Linked DNA regions of Homo sapiens: region 2 is linked to region 1. The links are chromatin loops, found by intact Hi-C in ENCODE. Cell type or tissue: HepG2. All regions are shown on one strand. Links, peaks and the distances in the headings refer to the core of each region. The heading gives the core; the rest is flanking DNA. Region 1 has its middle 17 kb from the start of NFKBIA. Region 2 has its middle 5.9 kb from the start of RALGAPA1.

Evidence for each region. Hi-C counts contacts between places; a loop is a spot of excess contacts. Peaks named below come from ENCODE experiments on the same cell type or tissue, not always from the same donor. Only the 100,000 strongest peaks of a DNase experiment are listed, where the experiment ranks them.
Region 2: a loop joins it to region 1, with 5 times the contacts of the local background. A loop is called at or near these places in 18 of 110 quality-filtered maps.

The regions. Positions count from the first base shown.
Region 1 is chr14:35,417,429-35,426,166 of GRCh38, forward strand. No RefSeq gene overlaps it. Among named protein-coding and RNA genes, the nearest start is that of NFKBIA, 17 kb to the left of the region's middle. In HepG2, for the core only: a CTCF peak has its summit at 5,142 (motif pointing left); DNase peaks (open chromatin) are centred at 2,223 and 5,133; H3K27me3 peaks cover 365 bases.
Region 2 is chr14:35,810,792-35,819,529 of GRCh38, forward strand. No RefSeq gene overlaps it. Among named protein-coding and RNA genes, the nearest start is that of RALGAPA1, 5.9 kb to the left of the region's middle. RefSeq lists an enhancer at 8,544-8,738. In HepG2, for the core only: CTCF peaks have their summits at 3,801 (motif pointing left) and 7,774; DNase peaks (open chromatin) are centred at 3,810 and 7,750.

The sequences.
Region 1 (8,738 bases), core at 227-8,226:
TTGAACCCGGGAGGTGGAGGTTGCAGTGAGCCGAGATATCACACGACTGCACTCCTGCACTCCAGCCTGGGCGACAGAGCAAGACTCTGTAAAAATAAAAACAACAACAACAACAAAAAAAAAAAAACAAAGACAGTGACTGGAAAGTGAGATGGCTACAGAGAAATCTAAGAACAAGGATTTTGAGGTCTGAGTGACTGATTGGATGTGAAGGAGACAAGGAAGAATCTAGGAGCTCTGTTTCTGACTTTGGTTATGTAGTGGAAAAACAGGAGGAAGAGCAGGTTGAGGGGAAGATGATGGGCTCCATCCTGGACACACTAATTTCAAGATCCTGGTAGATACAAACAGCCAATTTAATGTGGAGAGTTCTAAGAGCATGCAGTATATTGGAAGTCATTGACTTATTTGAGAAACGGACAAAGCCACCCAGGAATTGTGTGTAGAAGTCCAAACACCAAGACTGGGAACACCCAAAGAGGTGAGCTTGGCTGAGAAGCCAGCCAAGGAAACTGAGGAAAAGCATCCAGAGAGATGTGAGGAAAAGCAGAAGACAGGGCTGCCCAAAACCTGAAGACCGTGAGAAGTACAAGAAAGTGGTCTTTGTAAACCAAGTGTCAAGTATGGCAAGATTGTGTGTCTATAGGAAACTGCACAGATAAGCTAAAGCTCATGAATTCAGGCTAACTTGAGAAGAGAAAGGCCAGACTGAAAGAAAAGAAAGTTTTATTTAAGATATGATGTTTAATTACTTTTAAATACACAATTACAGGCTAACTAAAGGGCTCCTTCAGGGCTGTGATTCAAAGATTTACAATTATTTCATTAAAAGCACATAATGAAAACGTGGCATCTCTTTCATTTTATCAGTAAACAGATGGAAGTTGATGAAGTTAAGTGATGTGCTCAAGGTCACACAATGAAACAAATTGGACTAAAACCCAGATCTCTAGATATTGAGCCTGGTGCTCCTTCCTCTATATCGGTGGTTGGTACAAACTTTGGCTTGTATTAGAGTCACCTGGAGGGTTGTTAAACCACAGCTTGCTGGGCCACCCCCCAGAGATTTTTATTCAGTAAATCTGGGTTGAGGCCTGAGAATGCATTTCTTACCAGTTGCAGGTTACCTATTGCTTCTGGCCCAGGACCACATTGAGGACCACTCCTCCGTATAAGCCTCTTTATCTCTAACACTTAAAATACTCAAGGGTTCTAGAAGGGAGTTAGGTCTTTCAGGTTGCTTAATCATTTTCTCAGAAACCCTCCTTATACTATTAGTTTGCTTAAAAAGAATATTTTCTTCATGAAAACAGTCTCCTTGAACTTTATTCATTGAAAACACTCAAGCTGTTCTAGATAGACACTGTTCTGGGCATTAAAGATATAGTAAAATACTTTGTCCTCAGAGTCCAGGCACGGTGGCTCACACTTGTAATCCCTAATCCCAACATTTTGGGAGGCCGAGGCGAGAGGACTGCTTGAGCTCAGGAATCTGAGACCAGCCTGGGCAACATGGTGAAAACCCATCTCAAAATAAAATACAAATAATACAAAAATTAGCCTGGTGTGGTGTCGTGCACCTATAGTCCCAGCTACTTGGGAGGCTGAGGCGTAAGAATCACCTGAGCCTAAGAGGTCGAGGCTGCAGTGAGCCGAGATCGCACCACTGCACTCCAGCCTGGGCGACAGAGTAAGACCTTGTCTCCAAAAAAAAAAAAAAAAAAAAAAAAGGAACAAAAAAAACCTCTGTCCTCAGAGAGTTTACCTTGTGTAGGAGATACTAATAACACAAAATAAAAGAATATAATATGTTAGCAAGAGTGCTAAGGAGGAAAAAAGAAATCAAGGAAAAGTGTAGAAATGTAGGGCAGGAGAGCATGTTGACATTTTAGGTAGGGTGGCCAGAGTAGACAAGAAGGCAACCATGAAGTAAATACTTTTTTGTTGTTGTTGTTGTCTGGCTAGAGTGCAATGAGGTGATCTCGGCTCACTGCAGCCTTGACTTCCTGGGCTCAAGCAATCCTCCCACCTCAGCCTCCCAAGTAGCTGAGACTACTACAGGCATGCACCTGCAAGCCTGGCTAATTTTTTTTTTTTTTTTGTATGTTTAGTAGAGACGGTGTCTCACCACATTGCTCAGGCTGGCCTTGAACTTCTGAGCTCAAGCAATACACCTGCCTCGGCCTCCCAAAGTGCTAGGTGTACAAGCGTGAGCCACCATGCCTGGCTGAAGTGAAGACCTGAATGAAGAGCGTGAGCTGTGTGGCTGTGCAGGAAGGAGGGGCCAGGCGGTCTTCAGTGAGTGCAGAGGCCCGGAGAAGGATGCACCTTCAGGGACAGCAGGGAGTCAGCATGGGGGAAGTCGTGTGAGTCAGGGGAGTAATAGGAAATGAAATCAGAGGTAACAGAATGCCAGATCAATGCTGGGACCTTAGGAACTGATTTTGACAATATTTAGTAAATTCCCCTAGAAAATATCACTCCATTTCTCTTGCTTTAAAACATATTTTGAGGGAACTTTAGGTCCCAGCCTTGAGTGGGCCCCAGAAGCTCCCAATCCTAAAGGGTATAGAAGTTCCCTCCACAAAGTGGCTGATCAGTGTGCCAAGTTGCGTGTTTTCCCAAAGCAACAGAGTACAGACCCATATGGAGAGACGTATATGGAAGGAAATAGGTTTCTTTGGCCACCTTTTCTGTATAAATGTGCCCTACTCCATCCTCCCCCAACCCACACCCCAACTCCTATCCTCAGCTTCTTCACTAAATTCCAAGTGAATTGCCCTGGCAATGTCTACCACATTTTTTCTGTATTACGAATTTCATCGTCTACACTTCTGGGAAAAATTAACCCCACCCTTATGACTTGTGAGCTGTGGCTCAGACCTTCAGTCCTTTTTATGGTCAAGCTTTTGGGTCTTGGCCCACCCACAACCACCTGTAATGGGAAAAAAACCTCATTAAAACATTAAAGGACTTTTTGTCATCCTGGAAGGTTACTAAACTTATATTCGAACAAATAGAAATCTTCAAAGTATAATAGTTGCCACAGTCAAAGGCAGATTACTAGGCTGAATAGATCATTGGTCTAAGAAAGTTGTGGAAAAAAAATCATGTCCTTTGCAGCGACACAGATGCAGCTGGAGGTCATTATCCTAAGTGAATTAGTGCAGGAACAGAAAACCACATGCTGCGTGTTATCACTTATAAGTGGGAGCTAAACACTGGGTCACATGGACATAAAGATGGTAACAGTAGACACTGAGGACTACAGAAGGGAGAAGGGAGGGAGGGGGGGAAGAGACTGAAAAACTAGCTCCTGGGTACTATGCTCACTACCTGGGTGACAGGTTCCATTATACCCCAAACCTCAGCATCACTTATTACACCCTTGTCACAAACATGCACATGTACCCCCTGAATCTAGTACTTGACTATGTTGTCTTGGAACCTGGAGCTAGGTCCTGCAAAAAAAACTTGGAACTATAAAGATGCAGTCCTGAACTCTAAGAGATTATATTCTAAAATAAAATGTCTTAGACCTCTGAGGATGTAGGGGTATTTATGAAATTAATGTTTTCCTATTGGTACGTGAGAAATACTTTCTAGCAGAAAAACTACCAAAAAATGCAAGCCTCCCTCACATTTTGGTTTTAAGCCTTCAGAGACTACATTTATTATCTTGAACAGAATATAATTTTGAAGTCATATTGGCAAATTGTCAAGTTATCTGTGGGTACAAATTATAAAATACTGGATATAAAACCAGACCAGACACAGTGGCTCTGGCCAGGCACAGTGGCTCACACCTGTAATCCCAGCACTTTGGGAGGCCAAAGCGGGCGGATCACTTGAGGTCAGGAGTTCAAGGCCAACCTGGCCAACACCGTCTCTACTAAAAATACAAAAATTAGCCAGGCATGGTGGTGCTTGCCTGTAATCCCAGCTACTTAGGAGGCTGAGGCTGGAGAATCGCGTGAACCTGGGAGGCGGAGGTTGCAACGAGTCCAGATAGTGCCAGTGCACTCCAGCCTGGGTGACAGAGCAATACACCATCTCAAAAACAAAACAAAACACAACACAACACATGAGTTTTCACTGATGACTTTTCCAGATTTGAATTGGCTCTTGGGGGCCCACATAGAGCAGAGGGTGAATTTCTATAGGTGAACTTGCCAACCTCTCTAGAGCAGGCCCTGCTGCTCCACCTAGAATAACACATCACATGCAGGTTACTTCAAGATCCTAGCTGCTTCTGCTCCTAGGATCTGACAGCTGTTTGGGACAGGGACATTTTTTGCTGTTATTGATCTCTAAACTCTTAGACTGTAAGAGCTAGAAGTGACCTTTAAGGTCATTTAATCCAACTGTTCCTTTTATACTTGAAGCAAGTCTTTAACATCCTTGCCAAGGGCTCCAGCAATTTTGGTCAAACACCTCTATCTAGTGTTTACACTTAGGAATAATCTTAGGTGAGAACAAATATCCTGATTCCATGTACTGAGGAAGGCTTTTGTGCAGGAGGTAAGTTTTGGTGTGGTTAATATATTCAATTTAAATGTTATTCAGTTCAATTAAAAAAGATGAAAAGGAAACTTGGCTAATGCTTTTTTTTTTTTTGTCAAATGAAACAATATTGTGGATGAATAATCAAGAATATTTCTTTGGAATACAGATAAATGGTAAACACTAATCCTAAATATCCATCATATTTGCCATCCTAATTAAAAAAATCCCAAATGCCAGACCACAATAGCAAAATGCTTAATAGTGCTGCCTACCCCAGTAAGCCATCATGGCTTGTCTCCAACAACACAAACAGATTTTATGGCCCAGTCTTTACATGAATCACTCTGTGAAAATGATAGCAAATGTAATAACCCCAGACAGCTGCAATTATCTAAGTGTCTCCCTATTAGCCATTTGAATGGCTGAAGCCTTATAATCAAATTAGAGTGAATGCTAATTGAAATCTAATAGAGCTTATATCCATGTGATTAGATATCAGAATTTGATTCCAATATTGTTAAATTACAGACAGGGCCCATCAAGTCATACTAAAATGCGGTAACCTCAATGACAAAAGGAGATGGATTCTTTCAATAAAGAGAGCAAGCCGGAACCAGTTTGTATGGTGTTACCGCCACCTACTGGGACTTAGTGGAACCGCAGAGACAATTTTTCCTTTGACGTGGGCACAACTATTCTCTTTTCTCTTTTTTTTCTTTTTTTGACGGAGTCTCGCTCTGTTGCCCAGGCTGGAGTGCAGTGGCGCAATCTCAGCTCACTGCAACCTCTGCCTCCCTGGTTCAAGCGATTCTCCTGCCCCAGCCTCCTGAGTAGCTGGGACTACAGGCGCGAGCCACCACACCCGGCTAATTTTTGTATTTTTAGTACAGATGGGGTTCCAGCATGTTGGCCAGGATGGTCTTCATATCCTGACCTCGGGATCTACCCGCCTCGGCTTCCCAAAGTGCTGGGATTATAGGCGTGAGCCATTGCACCCAGCCTTTTCTTTCTTTTTTGAGGCAGAGTATCCCTCTGTTGCCCAGGCTGGAATGCAGTGGTGTCATCACAGGTCATTGCAGCCTCAACCTCCTGAGCTCAGGCGATCCTCCCATCTCAGCCTCATGAGTATCTGGGACTGCAGGTGTGTGCAACCACACCCAGCTAATTTTTGCGTTTTTCGTAGAGACAGGGTCTCACTATCTTGCACAGGCTGGTCTCAAACTCCTGGACACAAGCGATCCATCTGCCTTGGCCTTCCAAAGTGCTGGGATTACAGGCATGAGCCACCGCACCTGGCCTACATAGACACTTAAATATTTGCCTACTGGATTTGGCCCAAAATTAGCCTGATTATTTATTTATTTATTTATTTATTTATTTATTTATTTATTTTTGAGACAGAGACTCACTCTGTCGCCCAGGCTGGAGTGCAGTGGCATGATCTGCACTCACTTCCACCTCTGCCTCCTGGGTTCAGTCGATTCTCCTGCCTCAGCCTCCTGAGTAGCTGGGACTACAGGCACATGCCACCATGCTCCGCTCATTTTTGTATTTTTAGTAGAGATGGGGTTTCACCATGTTGGCCGGGATGTTCTTGATCTCACGGCCTCATGATCTACCCGCCTTGGCCTCCCAAAGTGCTGAAATTACAGGTGTGAGCCACCACGGCCAGCCAGCCTGATTTTTTAAAATTATAATTTTATTTTTTATATTTTTTATTTCAATAGTTTTTGGGGTACAGGTGGTTTTTGGTTACATGGATAAGTTCTTTAGTGGTGATTTCTGAGATTTTAGTGCACCTGTCACCTGAGCAGTATACAATGTACCCAATATGTAGTCTTCCATCCTTCACTGGCCTCCCAGCCTTCCCCTACAAGTCCCCAGAATTCATTGCATCATTCTTATGCCTTTGTGTCCTCATAGCTTAGTTCATGCTTTTAAGTGAGAACATAAATTATAATTTTCTTTACTCCAGTGTGTATTCCTAAACCATGCTGAATTGTTAATAAGGCAAGAATATAAACATATAAATGAAAAAGTTTGAATAAAACTTACTGGAAAAGCAAAGAAATATCATTTGAAACATTTAACAAGGGTTAAATACATCTGAAGTGATAAAAAGCTTACTTCAATGCCAGCCTTATGGCTAGTGACAGGCAGAACAATGCCGCCCCCCGCCACCCTCTGCCCCCGGATGTCTTAGTCCTAATTCTCAGAATTTGTGATTTTGTTAGGTTATATGGCAAAAGGGAATTTAGGCTGCAGATAGAATTAAGGATATTAATCAGACGACCTTGAGATAAGGAGATTAGCCTGTCTTAGCCAGGTGGGCCCAGTGTAACCATAACAGTACTTATAAACAGAGGAGGGAGGCAGAAGAGAAACAGGGAAATGGCAGTGTGAAAAAGACATGGCCTGATGTTGCTGGCTTTGAAGGTGGAGGGATGAGGCCACAAGCCAAGGGATGCAGGCAGCCTCTAAAGTGGGAAAAAGATCAGGAAACTGAGTCTTCTCTAGAGCCCCCAGAAGGAGCACAGTTCTGCTGCCCCCTTGATTTCAGCCCAGTGAGACTCATTTTGGACTTCTGACCTTCAGAACTGTTACATAATACATTTGTATTGTTTAAGCCACTAAATTTGTGGTAATTTGTTATGGCAGCAATGGGAAAACTTATACATGGATTGACAGAAGGGAAGCTGAAAGTGAAGAGGCAAGTAAAGATCAAGGCACTGTTACACACGGGCAAAGCAGTAGACATGGAATCAGAAATTCCCAGTTACTGTTAGTATCTCTGTAACTCAATTACTTAACCTCTCTGTGTGTCAATACTTTCATCTGTATGAAGGGCTGGTACTTCCTCAGATGGCTGTTGTGAGGAGGAAATGAATCGATGCGAACCCTTAGCACAGTGCGTTTGGAGAGCCCTAACACATGTGCACCGCTGTTGCTGCTGCCACATGCCATCACTACGACTGCCACAGGGTTAATGGTGGTTTTTTGTTGTTGTTTAATGAGTAGGTGTTTATTTACAAAATTATGTGTACCATATATACATAATTCAGACAAAATTCACAAATGAAGGATTACAGATTAAAATTACATTAGCTTTTTGCATATAACAAGGTTTTATTTAGCACATTCAATTAAACGCATGCCTCTAATCACATTGCATTTTTGGTGGTTGCTGCACAGTAGATGACAGGCCTTGGCTTACAGAAGTGAAAACAGACCATCTCAGTGTAAGCAATTATTCTTGAAATTTTGATTGGCAACTTTGGCTCTAGGTTAGTAAAATTAAATTTGCTTCTTATTAATCATGACTATTGGGTACCAATTTAGGGTGTCACTCTTTCATTAAGTTTTTGGAATAGGTCAGAATATACAGAACTACACAATATTAAACATGGTGCTAGGCCAGGCGTGGTGGCTCACATCTGTAATCCCAACACTTTGGGAGTCCGAGGTGGGAGGATCACTTGAGGCCAGGAGTTCAAGACTAGTGTGGCCAACATGGCGAAACACTGTCTCTACTAAAAATACAAAAATTAGCTGGGTGTGGTGGAGGGTGCCTGTATTCCCAGCTACTCAGGAGGCTGAGGCCGGAGAATCGCTTGAAGCTGGGAGGCAGAGGCAGCAGTGAGATGAGATTGTGCCACTGCACTCCAGCCTGGGCAACAGAGTAAGACTCCATCTCAAAAAAAAAAAAGAAAGAAAATGGTGCTAATGTTTGCAATTGAGAATCTCCGCAATGTAAATTTTTTACTTGATAGTTCTAATTAAAAGTGTCAGTTTTCACATTCTATATATAATTCCTATAATTATACATCATTTAAATTTTTTATTTTAAAAAAATTTATGTTCATAAGAAGTTGCAAAATAGTATAGAGAGTTCCCCTATGTCCTTCACTCATCTTTCTTCAGTGCTAATATTATCAAAACCAGCAAACTGATGCTGGTACAATGTTAACCATAACTACAGATCTTATTCAGATTTCACAGTTCTTACACATACTTTTTTTTTCAGTATACAAGTTCTATGAAATTTTTTCATATGTATAGGGTTGTGTAACCATTACCATGATCAGGATACAGAATTGTGCTGTCACCACAAAGAAACTCCTTGTATTACCCCTCACAGTCACACTGTCCCCTGTCCCTAAGCCCTGGCACTGACTGATCTGCTCGCCATCATTATAATTTTGTCATTTTGAGAATGTTACATAAATGGATTT
Region 2 (8,738 bases), core at 559-8,558, 390 kb after region 1:
AGACATTCTGTTTTTCACTTGCAAGGACTTACTTGCTCTCGGGCCCTTGGCATGTAGTTCAGTCTCAGCCTGATTTTCCTCATTTGTAAACTACATCAGTGATTGTGATAATTAGGTGAGAAAAGTATTGAAAGTTACATCTATAATGACACATCTCATAACATTCCTTTCCTTCATAGAATTTAAATACAGTAATTTGTGTAACTGTTTACAGATTCTCTCTTTCATGAGACTGTAAACTCCCTGAGGACAGAGACTGTATAGATTGTCTAAAGTTGTATCCCAGTCTTCTTGCAAAGTGCTCTTTGCAAGATAGGCTCAATAAATCTGTGTCGAATAGAAGAACGAATGTCACTGTCCCTTCCTTTCTCTTGCGCAAGTACTCAGTAAATGTTTGGCAAATGAGTGACATAATTTTAGAGAATAAAAATGTAACATATCGTTAAAAATAATTATATGGCTGGTATACCTGAGAAAAAATGAAAACACCATTGCAAAACAAACTAGTATAATGTAATTTACATATGGCACACCCATCCCACTGCCTGGTTTTTCTCTTCCCATTGATTTAAATATTAAAATTCTTTGAAAGATAAGTCTTCCCCACAGCAGACATAATTATCATGGAAATAAAACCCAGAAATATACCTTTGAAATATTGCTTGTGAGGGCCAGGCACGGTGGCTCATGCCTGTAATCCCAGCACTTTGGGAGGCCGAGGCAGGCGGATCACAAGGTTAGGAGAGTTCAAGACCAGCCTGACCAACATGGTGAAACCCCGTCTCTACTAAAAATACAAAAAAATTAGCCAGGCGTGGTGGGGCACGCCTGTAATCCCAGCCACTCAGGAGACTGAGGCAGGAGAATTGCTTAAACCCAGGAGGCGGAGGTTGCAGTAAGCCAAGATTGCACCACTGAACTCCAGCCTGGTTGACAGAGTGAGACTCTGTCTCAAAAAAAAAAAAAAAAAAAAAAAAAAAAAAAAATATATATATATATATATATATATATATATTGCTTGTGAGAACTAGATTTTTTTTCTTTTAGTGACTGGGTCTTGCTCTGTCATCCAGGCTGGAATGCAGTGGTGCAGTCACAGCTCACTTTAGCCTTAACTTCCTGGACTCAAGCAATCCTCTCACCTCAGCCTCCCATGCAGTTGGTAACACAGGCAGGTGCCAAAAAGCCCAGCTAATTAAAAAAAAATTTAGTAGATGGCCAGGCGTGGTGGCTCACTCCTGTAATCCCAGCACTTTGGGAGGCCGAGGCAGGTGGATTACCTGAGGCCAGGATTTCAAGACCAGCCTGACCAATATGGAGAAACCCCTTCTCTATTAAAAATACAAAATTAGCCAGGAGTGGTGGCGCGTGCCCATAACCCCAGCTACTCGGGAGTCTGAGGCAGGAGAATCACTTGAACCTGGGAGGCGGAGGTTGCGGTGAACTGAGATCGTGCCATTGCACTCCAGCCTGGGCAACAAGAGCGAAACTCCATCTCACAAAAAAAAAAAAAAAAAAAAAAAAAAAAAATTTAGTAGAGACAAGGTCTCACTATTTTGCCCAGGCTGGTCTTTAACTCCTGGCCTCAAGGGATCCCCCTACCTCAGCCTCCCAAAGTGTTGGGGTTACAGATTACAGGCATGAACCACCACACCTGGCCTACACACAAATGTTTATAGCAATTTTATTCCTAACTCCAAAAACTAGAAGCAACCAAGATATCTTTCAGTAGTTAAATGAATAAACATACTGTGGTACATCCATACAATGGAATATTATTCAGCAATAAAAAGAAATGAGTTCTTGAGCCACAAAAAGACATGTATGACACTTAAATGCATATTGCTAAGTGAAAGAAGCCAGTCTGAAAATGCTACATACTGTATGATTCTAGTTATATGACATTCTGGAAAAGGCAATATTATAGCAATAGTAAAAAGATCAGTGGTTGCAAGAGGATTGAGGGGAGGGAGAAGAAGATTGAATAGGTGAAGGATGGGATATTTTTTAGGGTGGTGAAACTATTCTTTTTTTTTTTTTTTTTTTTTTTTTTTTTTTTTTTTTGAGACAGAGTCTCACTCTGTCACCCAGGCTGGAGTACAGTGGTGCAAACTTGGCTCACTGCAACCTCCGCCTCCTGGGGGCTCAACACCACACTCAGCTAATTTGTTTGACTTTTAGTAAAGATGGGATTTCACCATGTTGCCCAGGCTGGTCTTGAACTTCTGGGCTCAAGCGATCCGCCTGCCTTGGCCTTCTAAAGTGCTGGGATTACAGGTGTAAGCCACTGTGCCCCACCCCCACCCATATACTTCAAATCATCTCTAGATTCTTTAAAATACCTAATGCAATGTAAATGCTATGTAAATAGTTGGTATTCTGTATTGTTTAGGGAATAATGACAAGAAAAAAAAAGTCTGTGTGTGTTCAGTACAGATGTAACCATCCATTTTTTTCTGATTCCTAGTTGGTGGAATCCACAGATGCAGCACTCATGGATACAGAGGGCCAACTGCACACATATGTTTACTAGCACATCTATATACACATACCTATAAATATTTCTGTACATAACCATCTGTATCTGTATTAAGCTAAACATGAATTAATACCTATGTGGTGCCTCAACTCTAATCCATTACTAGATGAATCATTCTACCCTTCTCCCTTTACTTATTATAAACTCCCACTCCAACAATAAGATACTTGGTTCCCACCATATACCAAACATTTACTTATTTTATTGCAGTATACATGTATAACAGTATCAGAATTGTTAACCTACTTTCCCATGAGAAACAACTTTATTAACTAGAGTACCGTGCATATGTACATTTTCTTTTGTCTTTAGTCTTACAGATTCCACTCATTCCCAAATAAGTACCTTTTTCTACACCTTCTTTAGTGAGGTTGTTTCATACTTATAATACAGTTTGATTATTTTGTCACATTTTGTGTTCCAGTGGGATCCTCTGATTTCTTTTAATGTGCATACGTTAAGGTTCATTCTACATGCTATAAAATAGTTCTATGAGTATTGGCAAATGCATAGGGTCATGTATCCACAATTACAGTATCATATAGAATAGTTTCTGGCTGGGTGTGGTGGCTCATGCCTGTAATGCCAGCACTTTGGGAGGCCAAGACAGGCAGATCACTTGAGGTCAGGAGTTCAAGACCAGCCTGCCCAACATGGTGAAAACCAGCTACTCAGGAGGCTGAGGCAGGAGAATTGCTTGAACTTGGGAGGTGGAGGTTGCAGTGAGACGAGATCACGCCACTGCACTCCAGCCTGGGTGGCAGAGTGAGACTCCATCTCACTCAAAAAAAATCTATTTTTTATTTAAATTAAAAAAAATTTCCCTTAGACTACTCAGCAGAAAAAAAAATCTATTATTTTTTCTATCACAAAAAATATTTGGTGAGAAAAGTGTTATAGCTTATTTTTTTTTTTTGCAAATTTGCTTATAGTTTGGCTTAATTAAAGACAGCTGGATTCTTATATACACTATTCTCTTTTGGTTGAAGTATATGAAGGTAATCTGGCTTCATATGTATATGTAATTGGTAAAAAGAGTGTTTTAATATGTTTTTTAGATAATTGTTGACACTACAATAAAAGTCAACAAGTGGTAGTTTTTAAAATTTCAACTTTTATTTTAGATTCAGGGGGTACACGTGCAGGTTTGTTACATGGGTACAGTGCATGATGCTGAGGTTTAGGGTACAATTGAATCCATCACACAGGGAGTGAGCATAGTACCCAATAGTTTTTCAACCCTTTCTCTGCTCCCTGCTGCCCCCTTCTGGTAGTCTCCAGTGTCTGGCATAAAGATTATGTCCTTGTGTACCCAACGTCAAGCCCCCAACAAGAGGTAGTTTCTTAAAGATGAGTTGCAGTAAGGAATATGAAAGCCTATCAGTAAGAATTTTGTACTCCTTATATTAAAATCTTGTACTTTGAATAGATCTTTCACCTATACATAATTTTGTAACATTATGCATTCATCAAAATAATTGTTTGCTGACTTATACAGAGCTTTAAAATGCTAACACATTTCATTAAATAACATAAAAAAAAACCTCACATACATCAGAAAGCCTTTAAGTATTGGAAAGTTTTCATACTCACAATGGTTGGTAAAAGTTTTTCAAATTTCTTTTTTTTTTCAGAGACGGAGTCTTGCTCTGTCACCCAGGCTGGAGTGCAGTGGCACGATCTCAGCTCACTGCAAGCTCCACCTCCCAGGTTCACACCATTCTCCTGCTCCAGCCTCCCGAGTAGCTGGGACTACAGGCGCCTGCCACCACGACTGGCTAATTTTTTTTTTTTTGTATTTTTTTTAGTAGAGACGGGATTTCACTGTGTTAGCCAGGGTGGTCTCGATCTCCTGACCTTGTGATCTGCCCGCCTCGGCCTCCCAAAGTGCTGGGATTACAGGCGTGAGCCACCGCGCCCGGCCTCAAATTTCTAATTTTTACTTAGAAGCTTAAATTTTATCCTTGGCAACAAATAATGTCAATTGTTCTTCTAAAAATGACAGGCGCACTCTATTTATTTTTGCAAATATTTCAAATACCCATGTCTGAATTATTGTAGTTTGTTTATCACTTCTTTCATGTAAAAATGCCATTTTCTGAATAAAGTTGCTAGGTCAGTTCACAACTCAATTGCAGAAAATTTTTTTTATAAAGACCACCATTGTACTTTAGTATGCAGCATTAGTCCTTGCCCCTTATAAAGTTCTAAACATTAAGTACACATAGTTTTTGTATTTTCTGTGACAAAATGAGCATATAAAGAGCAACTGCTTCATCAAGGACAGTCTTAAGTGAAACTGGTTTTTCATTTTTACTGTGTGTGATAGTGAAGAATACAATGAATATCAGTACAGTTTGGTATCACTACCTTCATGCTAAGGGACCAGCTATTTCACCCATCATTGCTTTTGCACATCAGTTCCAATGTCAATATGTTTTGTAATATCTTTCTATGCACAATTCCTGGCTCACTGCAGCCTCAACCTCCCAGACTCAAGTGAATCTCCCACCTCAGCCTGCTTAGTAGCTGGTACTATGGGCATGCACTATCATACCTGGCTAATTTTTGTATTTTTTGTAGCGATGGGGTCTCACCATGCTGCCTAGGCTGGTCTTGAGCTCCTGGGTACTCAAGCCATCCACCTGCCTTGGCCTCCCGAAGTGCTGGCTACAGGTGTGAGCTGCCTGACCATATCTTTCTACTGTAATTTCATTGATCATGATTTATGGTGTTCAGTTATCTTTTGACATTTAATTTTTAAAGAAAGCAAGTAACATTCACAGACAAGTGAAGAAGCATTAAATGAAATATGATTTATTATGAACAGAGAGCTGAAAATCATACACAGTGAGCATAGAACTCAAGCAAAATATGTTAAGGAGATTTGTTGAAGCAATGACTGCTGATATTATTTAGTAGCATAAGGAAATGACTCAAATATGGAGACAAGTAAACTATATTTTAATCTTCTCTCTCATGCCCCAAATTTAATTTACTATCAAGTTTTGTCAGTCTTACCTCCCAAATATCTCAAATTTGTCTATTTTGTTTCCCCCACACAGCCTCTACCTGTCTAAACTGTCAGAATATTTTAACACAGTATCTGATTGATATTGAGATAAAGTATCATTTTCTACTAAGCAACCAGTGATCTTTTTATAAGAGCTAATCTCAAATCAATGTAATTTTATCACTAATCTCATCTTCTCTTCTCCTCTTACCAACTTCCCAGTAATAGCCACTGTATTTAGGATTTTAAAAAATCTAATTTCCTTACCATAATTTATCAAGCCTTTGCTTACCTCACCAAACACACCTTGTGTCTCTTTCATTCTTGAACATTAGTAACCATCCACAGTGGTCTCTTTATTCCTCAAACATGAATATGCCAAGTTTTTTTCTAGTTCAGGACCTTAACATACACTATTCTCTCAGCTTATAATGTCCCTCCTCTCATTCCGATCTGGGCTAACTCCTACTCATCTCTCAGGTCTTAGCTGAAATATTACTACTTTAGAGAGGTCTTACCTGCCGTCCACTCCCAATCTCAATTGGGTCTCTGTATTATACTCTCCTAACACCATCAGAGAGCATACCTCAGTTTGTCAAGCTGCTTAATATTTATCTCTCTACTTTTCCCTAAGTTCTATGAAGTCATAAGCTGTGTCTCATTTATTCACCAATGAATCTATTGAATCCAGAACAGTACTTCAGGTTAAATACAAATTATAGGAGGCTGTTGTTTTGGACTAAGTTCCTGCACTAGGCCCCCACAGATCAGACTGAAAGTCAAAATGGAGTCACCTGTGATAAAGTTTCACCTCACCAAACCTAAACTAGGTTGTTATCTTACCTTCCAAGAATTAAGAGAGAGATATGAGGGGGTCTTCAAAAAGTTCATGAAAAATGTGTATTATAAACAAACAAAAAAAACTGGCTGAGTGCAGTGGCTCACACCTATAGTCCCAACACTTTGGGAGGCCGAGGCAGGTGGATGGCTTGAGCCCAGGAGTCAAGACCAGCCTGGGCAACAGGGTGAGACATGTTGCCCATGGCTAATACAAAAATTAGCCAGGCATGGTGGCACGTGCCGGTAGTCCCAGCTACTCAGGAGGCTGAGGCGGGAAGATTGCTTGAGCTCGGAAGGCAGAGGTTGCAGTGAGCTGTGATCACACCACTGCACTCCAACCTAGGCGACAGAGGGAGAACTTGTCTCAACAAACAAAACAAAACAAAAATTCCAAAACTATAGATGTCAATTTTTTTTCAACAAAATAAGCTTATATTAACTTGTTATAACATGTCTGGACAGAATCCAATTTGAGGCACTGAGAAGAATAAAACATCAGTTTGTAAAGAGCCCCTATCAGAGCAATGTGAATTCTGCTTAAGTTGAAGCAAGAACAAACACCAAATTTATGATGAAGCTTGGATGGAAGGATAGTGAAATCACTGATGCTTTACAAGAAGTTTATGGGGATGATGCTCCAAATGAATCAGCAGTTTACAAATAGATAACTTATTTTAAGAAGGGACAAGATGATGTTGAAGATGAAGCCCACAGCTAGACCATCCACATCAATTTGGGAGGAAAAAGTTAATCTTGGTCATGCCCTGATTGAAGAGGACTGATGATTAACAGCACAAACAATAGCCAACACCATAAACATTTCAATTGGTTCAGCTTACAAATTTTTGAGACAGAGCCTTGCTCTGTCACCCAGGCTGGAGTGTGGTGGTGTGATCTTGGCTCACTACAACCTCTGCCTCTAAGGTTCAAGCAATTCTCATGCCTCCACCTCCCAAGTAGCTGGGACCACAGGCATGCGCCACCACGCTCAGCTACTTTTTGTATTTTTAGTAGAGACGGCATTTCACCATGTTGACCAGGCCGGTCTTAAACTCCTTGGCTCAAGTGATCTGCCCCCCTCAGCCTCCCAAAGTACTGGTTTTACAGGCGTGAGCCACTGAGCCTGGGGGATTGTTTCATTCTTAAGCAATTGGAATCACATTTTCACGTAGTTGGAATAATTATAAGTTGGTCTCATCTAGTTCTCAGTGTAGGTCCTAAAGCCCCTTTAGTTCGAATGATGAGAATATTTATCCTGATTCGATACTAGCTATTAGTAGCAGCTCTGGTGTCCTATCTTTGTTTTTCCAACTCCTAGCATTTGGCCTGAGTCAATCAGTAGACAAAGTTTACGGATTGTATAGCTGATGTCTCTGCCCCACCATGTGGTGGAGCCTGGAATTAAATTTGCTTTATTTCAGAAGCTGGATCTGCTGATTAAAAACAAACACAAGGAATATAATGAGGGTAAATCAGAGTAAAACCTGGAATTCTAACTGCTTCCTTATACCTACTTTATTCCAAACAAAGATGAAATTAAAAATTTTATAAATTTATATTTTAATATTTCCTTCCTGCCCCCCAGGATACAGTTCTCGAATACACTCCTCCCACTTTGGAGACACTGACCTAGAGAAATTCTCACACATATGCCTGAAGAAAAGGTGCATACAACAATGTTCATGCTGGGCACGGTGGCTCACCCCTGTAATCCCAGCACTTTGGGAGGCTGAGGTGGGCGGATCACCTGAGATCAGGAGTTCGAGACCAGCCTGACCAACATGGTGAAACCCTATTTCTACTAAAACCACAAAATTAGCCGGGCATGGTGGGGGGCGCCTGTAATCCCAGCCACTCCGGAGGCGGAGGCAGGAGAATTGCTTAAACCTGGGAGTCGGAGGTTGCAGTGAGCCAAGATGGTGCCATTGCACTCTAGCCTGGGCAACAAGAGGAAAACTCTGTCCAAAAAAAAGCAAACAAACAAACAAACAAACAAACAAATGCAATGTTCACGGAGGCAACTTTTTTTTTTTTTTTTTTAAAGACAGGGGCTTACTCTGTCTGTCACCCAGGCTGGAGTGAAGTGGCACAATCACAGCTCACTGAAGCCTGGACCTCCCAGGCTCAAGCCATCCTCCTACCTCAACCTCCCAAGTAGTTGGGACTACAGGCACGCACCACCACGCCCAGCTAATTTTTGTATTTTTTGTTGAGACGGGGTTTCGCCATGTTGCCCAGGCTGGTCTCCAACTCCCAATCTCAAGCGATCCGCCTGCCTCAGCCTGCCAAAGTGCTGGCACTACAGGCGTAAGCCACTGTGCTGGGTCTGAGACAAATGTTTTTAAT